Regions from separate parts of the Homo sapiens genome. Here regions 1 and 2 are each linked to region 3. The links are chromatin loops, found by intact Hi-C in ENCODE. Cell type or tissue: mammary epithelial cell. All regions are shown on one strand. Links, peaks and the distances in the headings refer to the core of each region. The heading gives the core; the rest is flanking DNA. Region 1 has its middle 19 kb from the start of PPIE. Region 2 overlaps NT5C1A (5'-nucleotidase, cytosolic IA). Region 3 has its middle 72 kb from the start of NDUFS5.

Region 1 (7,510 bases), core at 1,354-6,353, 620 kb after region 3:
ACAAATGAGTGAAAGTGAGAACATGTGAAGTTTGTCTTTCTGTGCCTGGCTCATGTCGCTTAACATAATAACCTCCAGTTCCATCCATGTTGTTGTAAATGACAGAATCTCATTCTTTTTTTACGGCTAAATAGTACTCAACTGTATATGTACCACATTTTTAAAAATCCATTTGTTTGTTGATGGACACAGAAGTTGTTTCCAAATCTTGGCTATTATGAATAGTGCTACAATAAACATGAGAGTGCAGATACCTCTTCGAAATACTGATTTCCTTTCTTTTGGGTATATTCCCATCAGTGGGATTGCTGGGTCATGTGGTAGCTCTATTTAGAGTTTTGAGGAAACTCCAAACTGTTCTCCATAGTGGTTGTACTAATTTACATTCCCACCAACAGTGTATGAGGGTTTCCCATTTCTCCACATCCTCACCAGCATTTGTTATTGCCTGACTTTTGGATAAAAGCCATTTTAATTAACTGGAGAGAGATGATATCTCATTGTAGTTTTGATTTGCATTTCTATGATGATCAGTGATGTTGACTACTCTTTCATATAAGCATTAAGGGTTTACTTTTAGGTGAGTAGTATACAAGGAAGAGCATGCCTCGTGAAGACTGACACCCAGTCCAAAGGCAAGGGTAGGCTTATAAGGGCAAAAGCCACACAGTTTCATAAGGAGAGGTGATTGGTTTAAATAAGTCTTTAGCTTGTCCTCTCAGGATTATTTGGCTGTAATGGAACTGAGCCCCAATTCCATCTGTGCTTTTTTGAATCTTTATTGACCCAGTAAGTCCACGAAGTTGAATCCAAATAAACACTTGAGGCACAAATCGCAAACACAAGAAGTTCCTCATCAGGTTAGGGTTTTTGTTTGTTTGTTTGTTATGGGTTTTTTTCTGATTCTGATCAATTTTCCCAGAAGCAGTTGCTTTGGTTCCTTCTTCTGGGACCCTAACTGATTGATTTTTGCATTTTATTACTCATCCAGGCTCAAAGTCAAGCAGGGTGTAAGTCCATCTACACATGCTCAAGGCTTAGCAAAAATTTCCTTTATCATCTCACTTTTACAGGTGGACCTGTGCCACAGAGGAATTAAGTAACCTTCCCATGGTCACATAGCTGGTAAGTCATAGAGCCAGACTTTGGTAGGTGTGGTAGGTAATTTATTTTTCATGTGAATCAATTTCCCGCTGCCATTCTAACCTTTACGTACCCCTATGGGCCAATCCTTCCTAGTCAAGCAGGTTGACTTCAGAATTAGTGCATTTAACCACTTTGCTGGACTGCTTCGAGGAGAAAAAGAGACAGAGAGGGGAAAGGAGGGAAGAAGAGAGAAGGAGGGCGTTCCTCTGTGTGTATTAAGAGCATGTACTTTAGTGGCAAATAGATGTAGGTTAAAATCCCAGATATGGGTGAATTGAGCGCTGCTGGTGGGCAGTAGAGTCACTGCACCACCGCCGGGACCATGGTGTTCTACTTCACCAGCAGCAGCATTAATTCATCCCAGTACACTATTTACATGGGAAAGGATAAATATGAAAATGAAGATCTGATCAAGCACGGCTGGCCTGAAAATATCTGGGAGAGAACATAGAAGACATTCCAAAGGAAGTGCTGATGGACTGTGCCCACCTTGTGAAAGCCAGTAGCATTCAAGGCTGCAAGATGAACGTTAATGTGGTATATACGCCGCAGTCTAACCTGAAGAAAACAGCTGACATGGATGTGGGGCACATAGGTTTTCACAGGCAGAAGGATGTAAAAATTGTGACATGGGAGAAAAAAGTAAATGAGATCCTGAACTGATTAGAAAAGACCAAAGTGGAGTGGTTCCCAGACCTAGCAGCAGAGAAAGAATGCAGAGATCGTGAAGAGAGGAATGAGAAAACAGCCCAAATTCAGGAAATGAAAAGGAGAGAAAAAGAAGAAATGAAGAAGAGGGAAATGGATGAACTTAGGAGCTATTTACCACTAATGAAAGTTGAAAATATGTCTTCAAATCAGGATGGCAATGATTCAACTGAATCCATGTAAAAGGAGAAAAGGACCTTTGAAAGATGTGAATGTAGAGACAATTGCAGACCTTTTGGTTTCATCTGTATTCTGAAGTATAAAATACAACCAAAATTCTACCTTCATCCTACCCAGAAATTATTGATTTTGGAGTTTTAAAAAAATTGTACCTTTTTTGTTGACAGAAAAGGATCAGATATGTATAAAATAGTTGAACTTGACAGCATATAACTTAAAGCAAAAATGTTTTTGCCAGAACATGTCTTGGTACTTTGTGAAAGCTGGCTGCCCTTGTTCTTGAGATTGACTTTAAAATGAACCACTCTGAAAAGTACTTCTGTTGCTGTGATCTATCCCTGAAAACAGATGTCTTGAAACACTTTTCATATTCTTAAAATAATCTTCACTTCTGTTAAGAAGAACATGTTGGTGGGTAATTATGCGAATGTTTCCCTGTCCCTGATTTCCAGATTAGAAAAAAGGGCATATGGGTTTTGAAAAAGAGATTTTCAGAAGATTGTCAGCTTCAGTATTCACGTTCCATCGTGTCATCTGGGTCTGTTAGTGTAGTGACCCACAGCACAGTCTGTCCCAGCTTTTACGTCCTTGCTTCTTCTGAGCAGGGCCTCCTCCATCTTAGTATCATCATATTTAAAGAAATTGATGGTGTTCATCAAGGTGGGGCCTGTGGCAGTTGTTGCCTGAGCACCAAGTAACCCAAGCCACCTATGCAACAACTTCTGGGCTCTGGAGTAATTTCTCAGCATTGAGGGTAAAATAGGAAGGAATGCTCTGTTGATCATTTGGCAGATGTAGGTTACCTGATTTGTGCCTTGGGATGCAGCATGAAGCAGAAGTCCATATTGCAATTATGATTTTAGAAGGAAATAAGCGTTTCACTAGCCAGCCAAGTAATTATATTCTTTACCTTGAAATCATATTTGAGTTGTGGCCCCAGAGTTCAATTTCTCATTGTAGATTCAGTAACTTACTATATAACATTACTTCTCACTTGAACCACTCACTATCTGTTGTGATTCTGAGCAGAAGATGTCTTTTGATTGCAGTATGTAAGGGAACCCCTGTAGAAGGAGACAAAACAAGAAGAAAGAGAACAAAGCCTGCAGGACCAGAGGCATACAGGTGGACATTTTACTCACACCCACAGCAGCAAGAATGACCTCCTGCAGCAGATATTCCACCTGTAATAGCGCTTTGGAATTCTGGGCAAAACCAAAAGGCTAGTGTTTCCAAATATTCCATGTTGGTGTATGGGGTTGAACTGGAAAATTCCCTGAGGCATGATTCATTGGCCAAATTTTGATAGGGTATAGAAGATGACTTTAGAGATGAGTGGTTTTGTGTACGTGTCTAATGATATTCAGCTTGACGTTCTGCAATTTTAAAAGTTATAATAAAGTATAATTTTTTATCTGAAAAAAAATCCCAGATCTGCTTTTTGCTATTTACAAGTTATGTGAACTAAGAAAATTATTTAGATTTTCTAAGGCTCAGTCTCTTCATCTGTAAAAATGAGAAAAAAAAAAAAAGTACATAACCTAAAAGGGCAGTTTATTCTAGATGGTTTTTTAAAACAGCATACCAATTTATGATCCATGACTGCCCCCTAGAGGTAAAATTAAAATACTGCTCCATAATTGTGCTAAATATAATCCCGGAAAGAAGGTACAGACTACAGCTGTGATTATAGGTTCAAGTTGACAGCAAGACTCATGAGACAGAAATAAATTGTAACCTAGAATACAAGGCAGAAGATATGGCAGATGCTACATCTTTATCTCACCAGGTGGCCCAGCAGCTACCGAAGTACACATGTCCTGTTGTCATTCATCCACAGGGCAATTACAGCTGCCACGGGCTAGCCAAGGTGTGCAGCGATCACTTTGACTCATAGAACCTAAAGCCTTAGTCAGGCGCAGTGGCTCATACCTGTAATCCCAGCACTTTGGGAGGCTGAGGCAGGAGGATCTCTTGGGCCTAGTCTGAGACCAGCCTGGGTCTCAGGCAAGGCCCTGTCTCTTTAAATAAATAAATAAATAAATAAATAAATAAATAAGTAAGTAAGTAAATAACCTGAAACCTCTATTTCTCACCAATATTTCCTGCCATTCCCAGTTGCATACGCTCATGACCTGTATGCTCACTGACAATGCCTCCAGACCCATGCGCAGTTCCACACAATTGTGTAGTCAGCATACACAACATCCCCTGTTTATGTTAACTCTGCAGTTTCCAAGGAAACAGTATTGTGGAAGACCAAGGTCAGTGTCAGGCAGGCTTGCATCAGCCCCAGCCTGATATTAATTTTCCCTTTACTCACAGAAGCATAATTTAACATTAAGAAATGTTTCCCTGTGATTTGCCAATTAAGTGATAAAGGAGAAAAATCATACAATCCTCTCAAAAATGCAAAAAACATCATTCAACAAAACTAAATGTGGATTCATAATTTTTAAAAAACCCTTAACAAATTAGGAATAGAAGGGAACTTTTTCAACCTGTTAAAGGGTATCTACCCCAAACATAAACTTTATGCTTGAAAGTTTGGAAGCATTTCCATTAAGTCAGGAACAAGATTGCTATCAGCACTATTATTCACCATTATACTGGAGCTCCTAGCCAATGTAATAAGAGAAATAAACAAGAAGTGTTAACATAGAAAAACAGAACACTATCCATATTTGCAGGTGATATTACAGTCAATGAGAAAATCCAAGAGAATATAGAGAAAAACTATTTAAACCAATAAGAGTATTAGGCATAAAATATACCATTCCCAGGGTTGATAACAACTCTAAGGCATCTAGGACTATATCTCATAAAGGATATACTAGACCTTCATAGAGGACAATACAAAATGTTTTTAAATATATAAAAAGAATATGAATAAAATAATAAATGGAGAGATATTGATGGGAATACTTACTATTATAAAGGTATCACTTCTCTCCCAAAATAAACCTACAAATTAAATTCATTCCAATACAAACTCAGCAGGATTTTTTGTTGTAACTGGATTAACAGGTCCTAAAGTTCATATGAAAGAGTAAATGTCCATGAACATGCAAGATACTTCTGAAAAAAAGAATAAAATACCAGATATAACAAATGAATGTTAAACTACAGAAATTAAATAGAGTACAGTCAATTCAGACCAACCTAAAGGGGTAGAGAGCCCAGATACAGTCCAAACACATTGGTCTTTTAATCACCTACAAAGCCTCACATGATCTGACCTCATCTCTCCAGCCACTTGCCTCAGCTCACTCCACTTCAGCCACACTGGCCTTGCTATTCCTTGAACTTGCCAGGCCAGGCCAGTGTGGGCTCTTGACACTGACTTTTCCCTCTGTCTGGAATACTGTTTATACAGATAATTCCCTTACCTACTTCTGGTCTGCATTCCCATATAACCTTCTCAATGAGACCCACCCTGACTTCTCCATTTAGAATCATCACTCATGTCCCTAACTCAGATCCTTCTTGCCCTTCTCTACTTTTTCTCCACCCCTCACAGAACTTATCACCTTCTAACACTCCAAATAATTTACTTATTGTGCTCATTGTTTTTAAAAATCCATCTGCCCCTGCTAGAATGTAAGCCCCACAAGGGTATAGATCTCTGTTTTGTTAGATCTCAAGTACTTTAACAGTTCCTGGCATATAGTAGGCACTCAATAAATACCAGTGGAATAAATCAATGGAACAAGGGCATTTCCAGTAGTAATAAATGCTATAAAGCAAATAACACAGGGGCATGTGACAGAATAACTGGGGCAGGCTTCTATAAATTGATTAATCAGGGAAGAACTCTCTGACTGAGTGACTTGTAGTGGTAGGCTGGCAAATATTTAGCAACTGACTCCAAAACAAAAGCCCTGATTTATAGCTTTTGCCTATTTCCATGGTGTAAATATTCCCACCATGGCCAATTCGAAGTTACTGGCATAACATAACTGAATAGGGAGTTGGAAAGAGATGCACACACCTGGCTCTCACAAGCCAATGCAAGCCAGCTCCAACACACCACTGCACTTGTATGGAATGGGAGAGCTCCATACAGGATTCTTGAGTGAATCACTAGAATGTAAACTCGATGAGAATGGGATTTCCTGTGTCCTCAGCACCTAGAATATTTCCTGGTGTATTACATTTGCTTAGTAAATACTTCTTGAATGACTGAATGACTGAATACATACATAAGTGTAGGAATTTCTTCATTCACTTTTACCCAAGTGAGTACCTAGCTTATTTGCCACCTGGAATGGATAATTTTTTTACTGTCCCTCTTTTTCATATGACAAAATCATTTTCAGTAAAATCATGAAATAAAATGAATAATAATAAGAATAGGCTGGGCATGGTGGCTCACACCTATAATCCCAGCACTTTTGGAGGCCGAGGCGGGTGGATCACCTGAGGTCAGGGGTTCAAGACCAGCCTGGCCAACATGGTGAAACCCCGTCTCTACTAAAAATACAAAAATTAGCTGGGGGTGGTGGCGGGCGCCTGTAATCCCAGCTACTCAGTAGGCTGAGGCAGGAGAATCACTTGAACCTGGGAGGCGGAGGTTGCAGTGAGCCGAGATCGTGCCATTGCACTCCAACCTGGGCGACAAGAGTGAAACCGTGTCTCAAAAAAATAATAATAATAGTAATAATAAGTCCCAGAAATTAAAAAGCAGATAGTAAGAACTTTTGTCTATATAAATAAATAAATGCCAATATAAATGAATATTACAATACAAAAAGGAAAAGAGTAATTAATGAATAATTTTAATTACCTTAATGTGTTTTTTGAAAAAAGGAAAAAACCTACTTATTTTGTTCTGTAATGGTAATTAATATTACAATTATGATTTTTGAGCCTTAACTTCTGCAAATTTGTCAATGACTGTGTCTAAATTTATCTTTTTTGCAGCCTTATGTTCAATAGACAGTACAGACAGATTTTTCTTTTTCTTTTTGTGGGGGATTTTCTAGTAAAAAATGGAAAACCTGCTAGACAAATTCTTAAAAAGCTATAACACAGATAAATTTTTCTATCTTCACTCAGAGTTGATTGAAAAACCCATTTTATTAATTTCAAATTTAAAAAGGTTGTTTCACATGAAGCAACATACATACAAATACTTAGGAAAAGTCTTAAACATAGGAAAATTTGTCAAAGACTCGTAAAAACCCCATCTCACAAATTCCAGAGATTAAAATTCTGTCCATGTATTTATTCATTGGAACTTATTCAAGTAACTTTCAAATGTCTCCTCAGTTAAAAAAATTCCATTAAAATATATTTACCAGAAAATTTATCAAGTATTTATGTCATATTTGGTTCAAATAAAAGGGTTTCACTTCTCCTGCAAAAATCAGAAGTTTGCTAAATCATGATGAACATTAACATTATTTGATCCATTTGTTTAGAATGAGTGTCCAGACCTCTGTGAAAACAATTTAGTCGTAAAAACATTATCATT
Region 2 (7,510 bases), core at 859-5,858, 560 kb after region 3:
TCTTGGATTACTCACTCTCAGGGAAGCCAACAGCCATGTCATGAGGACACTCAGGTAACATTGTGGTGAGGAACTCTGGTCACCTGCCAACAGCCATGTGAGTGAGCCATCTTGGAGGCAGCTCCTCCAGCCCTAGGCAAGCCTTCCATTGACTGCAGCTCCACCTGGCAGCTTGACTACAACCTCATGAGAGGCTCTGAGTAAGAACCACCCAGAAAAGCCACTCTTGGATTCCTGCTCTGCAGACACTTTGAGGTGCAGGAAGACCCTGGGGTGTAGGAAGACCCTGGGGTGCAGGAAGAAGAATGATGTGAGGGCTGGAGTCTGAGTTATCCCCTTCTTCCTTCATCTCACATCCTTTCTCATCTTCTCTTCCTCCCTCTCCATCCCCACCCTTGGTAGTTCCAGATGGGAACACCGAGTCCATGTGAGGAGCCCTGTTGGGGGAAGCTTGCCTTCTGATGCTCTCAGGCTGCTGTCCATTGCGGAATCTCCCCTCAGGGTGGTCTTCATGTGCTGGGACAGATTCTACAGAAAGATCCCAGCACTAGTGGATGAATCGGGTCCCAGGCCTCTTCATTACCTACGTCACCATTAGCATTTCATGAGGGGCCATATGCCAGTTTGTGAATACAATTGTGGGGAAAAAACAAGACAACGTAAGTTAATTAAAACCCTCTCCATTTATTTGAATGGCTTTTAAGAAGCAGAAGCACATGTGGTAAAATTAAGGTATAGGACATGCATGAGAAGTGACAGGGACCCACACTGGCAAGCACTCAGCACCCTTTATCATGTGACCAGGTAAATGTTACAAAGAGCCAGACAGGTCTGGATCGATGGGGTGTGCTACTAGTAGGCCAAAGAGGGCAAAGCTGGGAGAAGTACAAGCAGTCTTATTCCCAGACAAGGGAAGTCACAAAGACGAAGAAACACATGCTCTAACCATTTACGGAGGCACTTAGGTTTATCATAACAAGCAACCCAGAGAGGTTGGGTGATGAGGAAGACTGAGGCAGCAAATGCTATCAAAGCAAAGGGCTTCTGACAGGTAGATACAAGCACATTATGCACACAGGTTTCATTTTTCATCGTATTCTATATCGGAGGTTATTGAGATGCTCTTAAGTAGAAACCAGAAGTTAAGTATATGTGCGCTATTACATTAATAAAGAAGTTCGTAGGCCGAGTGTGGTGGCTCACGCCTGTAATCCCAGCACTTTGGGAGGCAGAGGCTGGTGGATCACCTGAGGTCAGGAGTTCGAGACCAGCCTGGCCAATATGGTGAAACCCCATCTCTACTAAAAATACAAAAAATTAGCTGGGCATGGTGGCGGGCACCTGTAATCCCAGCTACTCAGGAAGCTGAGGCAGGAGAATTGCTTGACCCCAGGAGGCGGAGGTTGCAGTGAGCCAAGATTGTGCCACTGCACTCCAGCCTGAGTGACAGAGCAAGACTCCGTCTCAAAAAAAAAAAAAAAAAAAAAAAAAAAAAAAAAAAAAGAAGTTTGTACATACGCAGTTTTGAACACACAAAGGCTGAGCTAGGTCATCTCTGAGGTCTCTTAAATATCCATCACTGAGAATCTGAGTGTAATATCCTCAGACTCTCAGTGACTTGGGTCTTAAAAACCCAAGTCTCTGGGCCTGGGCCAGCGGATGCAAACTGGAGATTCAAGGGCCGGATCTCGCCTACAGAATATGTTTTATTTGGCCCAGATGGTGTTTTCTAAATTCAAAATAGTTGCCAACATTTAAAAGTCCAGATTCCCAGCTTCTCTTCAAAAATGGGGCGGACTATCCGGCAACCTCAGGCCACATTCCCATGTGGCAGCAACCATGGCAGACCACAGTGTTCTCCATTCTCAGTGAAGAACTGGCTTAATCCTCTCCACTCATTTATGTTTCCTGCCTCGCCCCTGTAGGCATTGGGGTTTGTGACCCTGGCCCAGGCATCCAGTCTAGGGTGACCTCAGTGATTTTCTTGGTGGCTTCTTGGTGGCAGTTAGCTACAAGACTAGCCTTGAGGCCTTTACCCTAATTCCGTGGCAGATGGCCATGAAGGCATATATTCACCCACAGGCCAGGAGTGTGGGAGTCAGTGACCCCAGTCTTCACAGCTTTGGTTTGCCTTACAGAGGCTTTCACTTTGCAAAGATGAGTAACTGAAAAGTTCCCAGCCACATTTCACTTTTATAAATGGAATTCCAAAGGCCTCTAGGGGATGGCCCATCAGGGAGATACTTCCCAATTAAGGTCAATGGTAAGTCACTTCTGGGCCACATTAGAACACTCAAGCAGAGGCAGGAATCTTTGCCTAGGTTGGGCAGGGCTGGTAGTGGGGAGGGAAGGCAACTTTCGTAGCCATGGCCATGAGATGACCAGGGCATCTGTATACAGTTGGCAGGTTGTGCAGGTGTCTAATAGGTACTACCCATGTCACAATACCAATGGCGCCCTCTAGATTTTTGCAGTGCACAATCTGCCCAACTGGACACGTTGGCCTTGGCACTGTTAGGGGGAGGGAAGAAACAAATGGAGATGATGAGGCAGGTATAGTCAAAAGGATTGCCCTTACACAGATTCTACCACTTCCTTCCCAAGGCTCAGGAGTAGGGGTAGGAGGCAGAGGGTTAGGAGCCAAGACTTTCTTGGCCAGAGGTTGGGGGCTGGTCTCGGTGGCCCCCAAGCTGCACATACGCAAATGCCCATGTTATGATGGAAATGGGTACAACTATCCTAGGGCTGGCCATCAGTATGTGGGTCCCAGGACACTCAGTTAACAGAGATAACCATCTGTACACATAGTGAGTACACACACACACACAGAGTCATTGGCTGAGATATCTGGCCCATTACACACACCCACATAAATACACGTACGTGTACGATTTTTATCCTGTTGCACAAACTTAATATGTGTGCATCCATACACACAATCACAGTAATTGCCGGCAAGAGCAATCGGCTCGTCACTCGGGCATATTTAGCAAACATTTCCAGAGCACCTGAAGTCCTTTTTGGCTGGCTAGAGCTAACCGTGGGGAGAGTCCAGCGCAGCACTAAGTCAGTGGGAGAGAAAAGTAAATCAGTGGGTAGAATCACTTGACTACTGCCAGCAGCTGCGTGCCGGCCTGCAGTGCCACCTACTGGCAGAAAGGAGGTGGTTTTGTGTTTTGCTTTAAGACTAGATAAAACCCGTGATCTGGGAAGCCGCCAGCCACACGATGCTATTCATCCACCTCCTTGTGTTCTACCCAAGTCAGGTGAGGCTCTGACATCCTCAGAGTTGCATCATATCCTCAGAGGATGAACATTCTGGGCCTTGCATGCCTCTTGGATAGCAAAACCCAACACCAATAGGGATGGCAAAATAGGTTTCATCTTTCACACCAGCTCCAGCCCGCTGGTAGTGGCTGCCTGGAATGCTGGATAGAGAAAGATTCTGAGACCCAGTCTGGGCTTAGTGGAGAAGAGTATCATGATGGCATAGCGACAGCAATGATGGCTGTAGATGGGGCGTCTTCCATACTGTCTGTTCTTGCAGTGGATCCTGGAAGCCTGGTAAATCTCTAAATTTGCAGAGTCCTAGAATTCTCCTGATCCACAATTCCATTATGAGGGGTATTTGTGTTTATTGCTCACGTGCCTTCATGCCACAAGAAACTGCCATTCCAGCTGTTACAGGAGTTTTCTCTCTCACTTGATCAGTAACTTCTGAACCGGCTAAAGTCCTCACGGGACCCTCTTCACGACGGACTTGTTCTTGCTTTCACAGAAAGTACATGGATGACCTTGTTGGCTCGGAGCTGCTGAAATCAACACTGGGCACTTCAATCTATCCAAAACTCATGTTTAGCTAATGCGCATCCACCTACTAGGCTGATCATTGCCTAAGAGGCCCCATGAGGAAATGAGTCGGGAATACAAAGCCATGCTGGACAGCCAGCTGGGCTCATCCCCAGCCAAGGGCCCTGCTCCTGCCCTCTCACTCATCAGCTTGGGAGAGCACATTCAAGTCAAATCAGTGCATCAACAAAACTGCAAATTACCATGAGCCATGGGTCGCTTGAAAATAGTCAAAACTTGGAATCTTCAGATGGGCATGGAGCCCCATGTCCCTTCCCTTTGGCAGTGGAGCCAGCCTCCGCCCACAGATGCATAGGTGGATGTGACCTGGCTCATCCCACTGAGGCATCAGCCAGGCTGTCTGCCTTGGCCCAGGGGTCCGCACATTTTTCTGTAAAGGGCCAGATAATAAATATTTTTGGCTTGCAGCCTCTGTTGCAACAATTCAACTCTGCTGTTGCAGTGTGAAATCAGCCATAAACATATGTAAACAAATGGGCATGGCTATGTTCTAATCAAAGTTTCTTTTATCTTTTTTTTTTTCTTTGAGACGGAGTCTCACCCTGATGCCAGGCTGGAGTGCAGTGGCGTGATCTCGGTTCACTGCAACCTCCGCCTTCCGGGTTCAAGTGATCCTCCTGCCTCAGCCTCCCGAGTAGCTGGGACTACAGGCGTGCACCACCACGCCCAGCTAATTTTTGTATTTTTAGTAGAGACGGGGTTTCATCATGTTGGGCAGGATGGTCTCGATCTCCTGACCTTGTGATCCACCCGCCTTGGCCTCCCAAAGTGCTGGGATTACAGGCATGAGCCACTGTGCCTGGCCCCAGTCAAAGTTTCTTTACAAAAACAGGTGATGGGTCAGATTTGGCCCGTGGGCCCAGAGTTTGCCAAACTCTGCATTAGCCCAAAACAGGGGCCTTCACACTGGGTTTCTCAAAACTTGGGATTGTTTGGAAGTGCTTCTGGGGGTTCACAAACGTTTGGCTCTAATTTAAATTATTTGTAGGTGTTTAGGAAGCTATAATAAAAGCATGCACTCAAATGTATTCCAGCATTTCACCATGCAGGAAATCAACATATTAACTGTCAGGTAAGTAAACTCCTTTAGTGAAGACCTCAGAATGGAGCTTCTCTGGCTATCTCCATGCATATGTATGAGCAGTATGACAAAATGGTTGAAAACCTGGGTCCTAGAATCAGATGGACATGAGTTTGAGTCCCAGCACTGCCACTTACTAGCTCTATGGCTTTGGACAAGTTACTTTGCCTCCCTAAACCAGCATGGCCAGGACACCACAAAACAGAGTAGACACTGGCCATAGTGCCGCTGCAGCCTCCTAGAGGCTGCATTGTGGGAAAATGGAGCGCTCACAGTGGAAAGGTCAGCTGAGGCCACGAGGAGACATTCAGGGGACTCAGCGCAGCATTATCTACCAACTGCTATGGAGGTATTTCAAGTTTTAGTCATCAGTTTGGCTGTACTGGTGCACACCAATTGAGTGTCATTATAATGCCAAATCCATCTTGGCTTTGAACTTCTTGCTAGTTTCTATTTTTTTCTGGCACATTCTGATATATCCCCACTACTCTGATTGGGCTCTCAGATAGGAGAGGGGGATGTTTTGCAACTGGCTGAGCAGTCTCAGTGCTTAGTAACAGGGCTTCCATTTTTCTGCTAAGCAGCAGTCCCATTGGCTCTGGGATTTTGCTGGCAGGCATCTCCTGGAACCAGTGTTCTGCAGGGCTTGTTGGGGAAGTGGTGCTCTCAGCTAAAGGGGTCCAGTGTTTCAGAAGCCGTGGCTGCTCCACCTCAGTGCTGCATTCCCTGGTTAGGCCTGGGACTTTGGTGTTCACCTGGCTTTTTAATTTACTGGTGAACAACACTCAATGTTCCTCATCCCTGGGCACCTCCTCACCTCTAAGACAATCAGAAGGCCCGTGTAACTGCTGCCTAAGACTGCCCCTCAGATTTCTGGCTTTTTATTCCAGTGACTGAAAGCTTTTTTCCAGGCCTGAGATGCTCATTTGTGATTTCAATAATAGAATTTAGACTCTTAGTGTTTCTCCATTGCCCAGGGCTGTCTGTGTCTATTAATGATGGCTCCAGTGAAATCCATGGCTTTTACTGCACCTTATCTTTCTGCTTCCAGCATCATATTTTCCTGCTTCCTGAGAGACATGGAATCATCAGTGGTGTTCATCACCAGGCCCTGGGGGCAAGACCACACAGGTCCCAGAATCCCTGCAGTTTTTCTTAATTAGGTGACATCTGGTGCCGTCCCCAGTGCACAGGTCCACCCTGGTCAGTCAGCCTGTTGCCATGCTGTGAGCCTGGGCTGTGCCCGGCCTTGTAGGCTTCTTGCAGTCACTGGTTCTGTGAGCCTTGGAGGCTCTTCCACGGGGGTGATTCTGACCCCTGGGAGTGAGAAGGAGAGGGCCTTTCTGCAGTTCAGCCAAGAATAAAGGAGACTCAGGGCTGAGCTCCCTCCTTCACTTCTTTTTTGTTTCCTTGAGGTTGTTCTTGGCCCTCACAGTACCTCTGTCTAGGCTTGGAGCTCTGGAAGTAGACACAACCCGGGTCTTCTGCCCCAAGGCCTCCTCTGTTAGCCAGAAGGATCCTGGCTGTGCAGTGGAAATGACCTCGTGCAAAGACATTATCATATGCCCTTCCAGGGGCAATAATGCCAGTGTCCCCTGATAAAGCAGTCACTGTGGGTATCTGTCCCAGTCACTCCACACAGCCATACCCTTCCTCCCTGGGACCAGCCTCATGGAGACCTCTGACAATGACAGTAAAAACTCAGCCCAGCCTTTCTCTTCTGGCCCAAATCGTTGCTCATTTGAGAACCGTCTCTGCCTTCTCACTTTGTTCTCCTTCCTGGAATATCTTTCTGCATCTCTTACCCTGCCCCACACTGCACAGAACCTGTGCCCTTTCAGACCCTGAGCTGAGTCCCCAGAAGGACAAAGATCAAAAACCCCAGGGTGTTCTCTTCCCCTATTTCCTACCACCACATCTCCAGGCTTCTGCCCCTCTCATGATACTTTTGGTTTTCTTTACAAAGTGCTTGCTCATGACTAGGATTCCTCCTAGAAGCCTGGCAATCAGTCCACACACAGATGTCTGCTCACCCCTTCTGTCTCCCTGGGGACCAGCCATTGGTGCTTCCACCCTCCCTCTGGAGAGAGCCAGGGATGCTCAGCAAAGGAGGAGGCTGACTCATCAAGCGGTGAGAGTTCTCCTCTGAAAGTGGTGAAGAAGGGGCCGCAGGGGCTCTTGCAAATGTGGAGGATCCGCTGATGCATTTCATGGGGAGGTTATCTCATCCTGGAAGCCCTTGCTCAGCATCCACTGATGGAGAGCTCATTACCTCCAAAGGCAGCTCTGACTGGCTTTCCACTAACAATCCCATAGCTGGAGAATTTTGCTAGTGCACATTTCAGCTCCTTCCTCTCCAAGCATCACTGTCTCAGTACCTTCTGTCTCACACCAGACCTCCTGACACTTCCCACTTCACCCCAGGCAGCACCTCACCCTGGGGCTCAGCCTGGACAACCGCCTACCTCAGCCACTGCACTTTCTTCCCCTAGAATTGAGGCCACAACAGTAGACACCCATGCTCTGTCCCGTTCCCCACCAGCAGAGCTGCTCAACAGG
Region 3 (7,510 bases), core at 1,241-6,240:
ATCCCAGCTACTCGGGAGGCTGAGGCAGGAGAATTGCTTGAACCTGGGAGGCGGAAGTTGCGGTGAGCTGAGATCGCGCCATTGCACTCCAGTCTGGGCAACCAGAGCGAAACTCTGTCTCAAAAAAAAAAAAGAAAAAAAGAAATTAGCCAGGCGTGGTGGTATGCGCCTGTAATACCAGCTACTCAGGATGCTGAGGTGGGAGGATTGCTTGAGCCCGGGAGGTCAAGGCTGCAGGGAGCTGAGATTGTGTACTGCACTCTACCCTGGGCTACAGAGTGAGACCGGATCTCAAAACAAACAAAACAAAAACCACAAAACACACAGAGGATACAGGTGAAGAGATGCAGAGGGCAAGGGCGAGGTATGGAAGAAGGAATGTGGTGCTTCCATGCCCTCCCTTGTATGCCACCCTTCAGGAATCTTCACGAGTTGTTATCCTGGAAGCTCCCTGAATCTTAGGCCTTTCATGGAGACTTCCTTGGGTAGGCATGATTGACAACCATGCAGAAATGTGATTGGGCAAAAAGGGTATGTCTAACACTAACAGTGTGGAAACCCAGCAAAGCCTGGCTGTTCAGATTCTGCTTGAATTTTCTATGTAGTATTCCTTCCCCCAGGGTATGGGGCAAGACTCCTGAAATAGGGGTCTCATGATTATAGTCAGAAATGTGGGGGAAGGCGGCTGGGTGCGGTGGCTCACGCCTGTAATCCCAGCACTTTGGGAGGCCGAGGCGGGCGGATCATGAGGTCAACAGATCGAGACCATCCTGGCCAACATGGTGAAACCCTGTCTCTATTAAAAATACAAAAAAATTAGCTAGGCATGGTGGTGCGCGCCTGTAGTCCCAGCTACTCAGTAGGCTGAGGCAGGAGAATCATTTGAACCCAGGAGGAGGAGGTTGCAGTGAGCTGAGATCGCGCCACTGCACTCCAGCCTGGTGACAGAGTGAGACTCTGTCTCAAAAAAAAAAAAAAAAAAAAAAAGAAATGTTGGGGAAGGCTGAGAGTGGTGGCTCACACATATAATCCCAGCACTTTGGGAGGCCGAGGAAGGTGGATCACTTGACACCAGAAGTTCAAGACCAGCCTGAGCAACATAGTGAGACCACCATCTCCACAAAAAAAAAAATTAGGTGTGGTGGTGCATGCCTGTAGTCCTAGCTACTTGGGGGCTGAGAAAGGAGGATCCCTTGAGCCCAGGAGGTCATGGCTGCAGTGAGCTATGATTGTACTACTACACTCCAGCGTAGGCAACAGAGTGAGATGGCTGTCTCAAAAAAAAAAATGGCTGGGTGCAATGGCTCATGCCTGTAATCCCAACACTTTGGGAGGCCAAGGCAGGAGAATCACTTGAGTCTGGGATATCAAGACCTGCCTGGGCAACATAGTGAGACCTTGTCTCTAGAGAAAATCAAAAAATAATCCAGGCGTAGTGGCACATACCTGTGGACCCAACCACTCAGGAGGCTGAGGTGGGAGGATCATTTGAGCCAGGGAGATGGAGGCTGCAGTGACCCATGATCGCACCACTGCAGCTGTGATCATCATCATCCAGCCTGGGTGACACAGTGAGACCCTGTCTCAAAAAAAAAAAAAAAAAATTGCAGGAAAGATTGAGTCTTGCTTTGGGAGGAAAAAGAAACAGGTGAAAGGAGGGCAGGAGGGCAGAAAGATTCTGTTTTCTAAGACTTGACTTGCTTCTGAGGTCTACAGTGCCTCAACATTATAGCAGAAAACTATGACAAGGGCTATAGAAGTTATGAGCCAGGAACTGTGAACGAAAAAACCCATATATTGCAACCCCACTTCTCCCTCCCCAGTTATGTATAAGAAAGTTCCGGTAGCTGGGTGCAGTGGCTCATGCCTGTAATCCTAGCTACTCGGAGGGCTGAGGCAGGAGAATCACTTGAACCGGGAGGCAGAGGTCGTAGTGAGTCGAGACTGCGCCACTGCACTCCAGCCTTGGTGACAGAGCAAGACTCTATCTCAAAAAAAAAAAAAAAAATCAGAAAGTTCCCGTAATCACATACTTCTACCTTCCTCCGTTTTTGTTTTTGAGACAGAGTTTTGCTCTGTTGCCCAGGCTGCAGTGCAGTGGCACAATTGTAGCTCACTGCAACTTCAAACTCCTTTACTTCCCTCACTTTTTAACCATTATATTATACTACCTTTCCTCTAGTAGTAAATATACCAGTTTATCTGCTTCAGAGTCCATGTCTGAGGACTGGAACCACTGCCACCTGACCTACTGCCCAGAGTCTTCATGAGGGATTCCTTTTTTTTTTTTTTTTTTTGAGACGGACTCTTGCTCTGTCACCCACGCTGGAGTGCAGTGGTGTGATCTCGGCTCACTGCAACCTCTGCCTCCCAGGTTCAAGTAATTCTCCTGCCTTGGCCTCCTGAGTAGCTGGGATTACAGGTGCCCACCACCACGCCCGGCTAATTTTTGTATTTTTAGTAGAGACGGAGTTTCACCATGTTGGCCAGGCTGGTCTTGAACTCCTGACCTCAGGTGATCCACCCGCCTCAGCTTCCCAAAGTGCTGGGATTACAGGTGTGAGCCACCGCGCCTGGCCTCTTCATGAGGGATTCTAACACCCAGATGTTCAGGCTCCAGGGGCAGTGTGTCCCTCCTAGCGTTGCTTGGCTGATCCTCTGGTCCTTCCAGCTTGAGGTTCAGGCTCTATCCCCAGAACACACAGAGCTAGGCTAGAGCATATCTGGTTCTGTTCTGCCAGTATAATTAAACTAAATATCCAAAAAATGAATTTCAAGGATTCAATCTTGACAGACTGAAGTCGAGTTGCAATAGGATTCAGGTCCTTAACATCATGGCGGGAGGATAGCACAGTGGCTCATGTCTCTAACCCCAGAACTTTAGGAGGCCAAGGTGGGTGGATCACTTGAGCTCAGGGGTTCAACATCGGCCTGGGTTACATGGCGAAACCCCATCTCTACAAAAAATACAAAAATTAGCTGGGCATGGTGGTGTACACCTGTAGTACAAGCTATCTGGGGGACTGAGGCTAGAGGATCACTTGAGCCTGGGAGGTTGAGGCAGCAGTGAGCCATGTTCATGCCACTGTACTGTAGCCTGGGTGACAAAGTGAAACCCTGTCTCAAAAAAAAAGAAATTCATCAAGGGAATGAGTTCCATTTTTGTTATAGGGGCCTGTGCCCCAGGACTGCCCTGATGCTGGTGAACTGCTTCACGTGACTCTGATCTCAACTGAGAGCATTGGCCACCACTCTCAAGGGCCTCTCCCGGCCTCAGTGATTTGTGCTCTTTCCAGGCTGCCTGTTAGTGCCCCTTTAGAGGTTTCTACCTTGAGATGGTGTTGGATGGGGAGCTGTGGCTTCAAGTGAAGAGAAGTTTCATAGATTAAAAAAAGCCACACCTCACAGTTTGGGGAACCTCCCAATTCCCCAAAGAGTATAGACTGCCTCAGAGGATCCACACAGGGTAAGACCCTGTCCTGCCTCAGAGCAGGAAGAGAGATTGGGTATGGTTCAGCAGGGCTCACATTAGCCTGATTCCTTCAAGAGTGAAGATAAAAACAGTTTTACTGACAAAGAAGCTGGGAGACAGCAGAGGGGCCAATACCTTTTATAACTACTATTGTTAGGTTCTGAATGCCAGCCTTGGCGCTCAGCATCTTACATGCTGTATTTGACCTAATCCTCAAAACAACTTTAGGAGGCAGATGTGCTACAGCAGAGGAAGCAGAAGCCCAGAGAGTTTGGTAACTTGCTCAAGGTCTCCCAGCCAGTAAGGGGCCAAGCTTGGAATGGTGCTAGCTCTGCCTAGGGCAACCCACTGCCTCCCCCATTACAAGGAACAGTAGTTTAATAACAGCTAACATCTGTGTAGCACTTCAAGGTTCACGGAGTGCCTTAACATCCATTATCTCTACTGTGCCTTGGGAAGCCGGTGCGGTGAGGCCTTCCACGCCCCTTTGGGATAGCTGCCTGTCAGGGGTCCAGCCTCTGCTCATTTCTTCCAGGAAGCACTGGAGATTATTTGGAGTTGGCTCTGACGAGCCACGGGAGAGGCCTAGGGAGAGGCTGAGGTGGAGCGACTTGGCCAGTTGCTATGGTAACCCAGATGGCTGAGTAACCATTTTGAGGGTTGCTATGGTGATGGGCTGCTGGTGGCAGGGATCTTGTCTTCCTGGGTGGCTGGCACCCTCCAGGCCTCTTAAATTGAGATGTTGCACTTTCTGAACAGAAGAGGGCAGCATGAGAGCAGGCAAAGGCTTCTTACCCCAGAGCGGATTTGGGAACTTGAGGCAAAGCTTAGAAAAGGTTTCTAGGAGCTGGGCAGAAAGGGAGCTTTGGCTGGTGCCCAAGAGGCTGGTGGAGCTTCACTTCTGAGACTAGAACTAGGTAATTTTCTTCCAAGAGCTGGTCAAAGGATAATGCTTGGGGCTGCCCCTTCAGTGCCTGGCATCAGCTACTATTGGGGAATATAAAAGTTACAGCAGACAGCTACCCTTGCAAGGAGGAATGGAGAGAATATGTGCATGTGTGCACACACACACACTCACTACTAGCAAAGAATTTCTTTTTTTTGAGATGGAGTTTTGCTCTTGTTGCCCAGGTTGGAATGCAATGGCACGATCTAGGCTCACTGCAACCTCTGCCTCCTGGGTTCAAGCGATTCTCCTGCCTCAGCCTCCCAAGTAGCTGGGATTACAGGTGACCACCATCACGCCCGGCTAATTTTTTGTATTTTTAGTAGAGACGCGGTTTCACCATATTGGTCAGGCTGGCCTCGAACTCCTGACCTCAGGTGATCTGCCCGCCCTGGCCTCCCAAAGTGCTGGGATTACAGGCATGAGCCACCGCACCTGGCCTAAGAATTTCTTTATAAAGCATCAGTTAACACATAAAATAATGCAGCATGAACCAAAGGTGAAGAAAAGCTGGGAATAAACTTTCTAGAGGTTGAGGAAGGAGCACTAGCAGAAAGAGAAATAATTTTGTACTTCCCTCTTTCCTCCCTACACATGAAGTGCCCTCAGCCCTTGACCACTGAGTGGACATTGAGTTGGATTCTCAATTGTCTTGAATCAGATCTGGCTCCCTCCCCCAACCCCCATAACAGTTCAATGAGGCATCCATTCCTTCAGCAAATATTTATTGAACATCTACTATGTGCAAAGTATTGTGTTAGGCCCAGTGATGAAGAAAGATGAAATAGATGTCTTTGCCCTCAGGAACCTATGAAGTAGGAGGTTAAGGAGGCAGTGATACAGACATCCACAGTACATGTACCTGGAGTTCAAGACCAACATAGTGAGACCCTGTCTCTATAAAAAATTTTTTTAAAAAGCTGGGCACGGAGGTTCACACCTGTAATCTCAGCACTTTGGGAGGCTGAGGCAGGCCGACTACTTGAGCCCAAGAGTTCGAGACCAGCCTGGACAGTATGGTGAAATCCTGTCTCTACAAATAGCACAAAAATTATCTGGGCGTGGTGGCACCTGCCTGTAGTCCTAGCTGCTGGTGGGTTAATTGGTGGGCGCACTGAGGCAGGAGGATTGCTTGAGCCTAAGAGGCAGAGGTGTCAGTGAGCCAAGATTGTGCCACCGCACTCCAGCCTGGGTGATAGAGTAAGACGCTGCCTCTAAATAAATAAATAGAAAAAAAATTTCACGTCATTTGGGGTGAACTTTCAAGGTAGATTTCAGTAGGTGGAGTTGGGGGATGGGACATTCTAGGCAAAGCCTCAGAGTCTGATTATAGGGAAAGGAGGTACACACAAGGGTGTCATTGGAGATCAGCCTGAAAAGGAAGCTAGATGTCTAAATATGGAAGACTTGGAATTCCAGGCTTAGATAAGGGATGCTGTGAGACAAACATACTCTCTCCTTAAATACTCTAGCCTTCCAGCTAGTCAGTAGTCACAGACAGCCAAGTATTTTAGGATCATCTGGTTCACTCATTCATGCATTTAATCAAAAATTTAGGCCGGGTGCGGTGGCTCATGCCTGTAATCCCAGAACTTTGGGAGGCTGAGGTGGGCAGATTACCTGAGGTCAGGAGTTTGAGACTAGCCTGGCCAACAAGGTGAAACCCCATCTCTACGAAAAATACAAAAATTAGCCGGGGGTGGTGGCAGGCGCCTGTAATCCCAGCTACTCGAGAGGCTGAGGCAGGAGAATGGCTTGAACTCAGGAGGTGGAGGTTGCAGTGAGCCCAGACTGCGCCATTGCACTCTAGCCTGGGTGACAGAGTGAGACTCCGTTGCAAATAAATAAATAAATTAAATTAAATTAAATAAAGTAAACAAATATACAAATGCACGCGCGCGTGTGTGTGTGTGTGTATGTATATTTTTAGAGACCAAATTTTGCCATGTTACCCAGGCTGGTCTTGAACTCCTGGGCTCAAGCGATCCTCCTGCCTCGGCCTCCCAAATTGTTGGAATTACAGGTGTGAGCCACCATGCATAGCATTAAAGAAATAGTTGGCCAGGTGCGGTGGCTCACGCCTGTAATCCCAGCACTTTGGGAAGCCGAGGTGGATGGATTACCTGAGGTCAGGACTTCAAGACTAGCCTGGCCAACAAGGTGAAACCCCATCTCTACTAAAAATACAAAAATTAGCTGGGCATGGTGGCAGGCGCCTGTAATCCCAGCTACTTGAGAGGCTGAGGCAGGAGAATCACTTGAACCCAGGAGGTGGAGGTTGCAGTGAGCCGAGATCACACCATTGCACTCCAGCCTGGGTGACAGAGCCAGACTCTGTCTCAAAAAAAAAAAAAATATGTATATATATATATATGTGTGTGTATATGTATATTTTTAGAGACCGAATTTTGCCATGTTGCCCAGGCTGGTCGTGAACTCCTGGGCTCAAGCAATCCTCTGGCCTCGGCCTCCCAAAGTGTTGGGATTACAGGTGTGAGCCACTATGCATAGCATTAAAGAAATAGTTGGCTGGGTGCGGTGGCTCACTCCTGTAATCCCAGCACTTTGGGAGGCCAAGGTGGGTGGTTCACGAGGTCAGGAGATGGAGACCATCCTGGCTAACACAGTGAAACCCTTTCTCTACTAAAAATAAAAAAAATTAGCTGGGCATGGTGGCGGGCGCCTGTAGTCCCACCTACTCGGGAGGCTGAGGCAGGAGAATGGCGTGAACCCGGGAGGTGGAGGTTGCAGTGAGCCGAGATCACGCCACTGCACTCCAGCCTGGGTGGTGACAGAGCGAGACTCCATCTCAAAAAAGAAAGGAAAGAAAGAAAGGGAGGGAGGGAGGGAAAGAAAGAAAAGAGAGAGAGAAAGAAAGAGGCTGGGCGCGGTGGCTCGCGCCTGTAATCCCAGCACTTTGGAAGGCCGATGCGGGCGGATCACGAGGTCAGGAGATCGAGACCATCCTGGCTAACACAGTGAAACCCCGTCTCTACTAAAAATACAAAAAATTAGCCGGGCGAGGTGGCGGGCGCCTGTAGTCCCAGCTACTCGGGAGGCTGAGGCAGGAGAATGGCGTGAACCCCGGGGGG

The links. Peaks named below come from ENCODE experiments on the same cell type or tissue, not always from the same donor. Only the 100,000 strongest peaks of a DNase experiment are listed, where the experiment ranks them.
Region 1: a loop joins it to region 3, with 16 times the contacts of the local background. A loop is called at or near these places in 16 of 110 quality-filtered maps.
Region 2: it touches region 3 in a loop (11-fold over the local background); 17 of 110 quality-filtered maps call a loop at or near these places.

The regions. Positions count from the first base shown.
Region 1 is chr1:39,716,560-39,724,069 of GRCh38, forward strand. It overlaps the pseudogene CCDC25P1 and the pseudogene RNU7-121P. Among named protein-coding and RNA genes, the nearest start is that of PPIE, 19 kb to the right of the region's middle. In mammary epithelial cell, for the core only: a CTCF peak has its summit at 3,647 (motif pointing left); a DNase peak (open chromatin) is centred at 6,112.
Region 2 is chr1:39,650,565-39,658,074 of GRCh38, forward strand. It overlaps NT5C1A (5'-nucleotidase, cytosolic IA), which reads right to left. Exons shown (of 6, transcript NM_032526.3): 6 at 665-7,510. Among named protein-coding and RNA genes, the nearest start is that of HEYL, 15 kb to the left of the region's middle. RefSeq lists an enhancer at 7,492-7,510. In mammary epithelial cell, for the core only: CTCF peaks have their summits at 2,477 and 3,144 (motif pointing left); a DNase peak (open chromatin) is centred at 3,237.
Region 3 is chr1:39,094,598-39,102,107 of GRCh38, forward strand. It overlaps a transcript of MACF1 not described here. Among named protein-coding and RNA genes, the nearest start is that of NDUFS5, 72 kb to the left of the region's middle. RefSeq lists an enhancer at 4,094-4,183. In mammary epithelial cell, for the core only: a CTCF peak has its summit at 4,239 (motif pointing right); a DNase peak (open chromatin) is centred at 4,174; H3K27ac peaks cover 419 bases.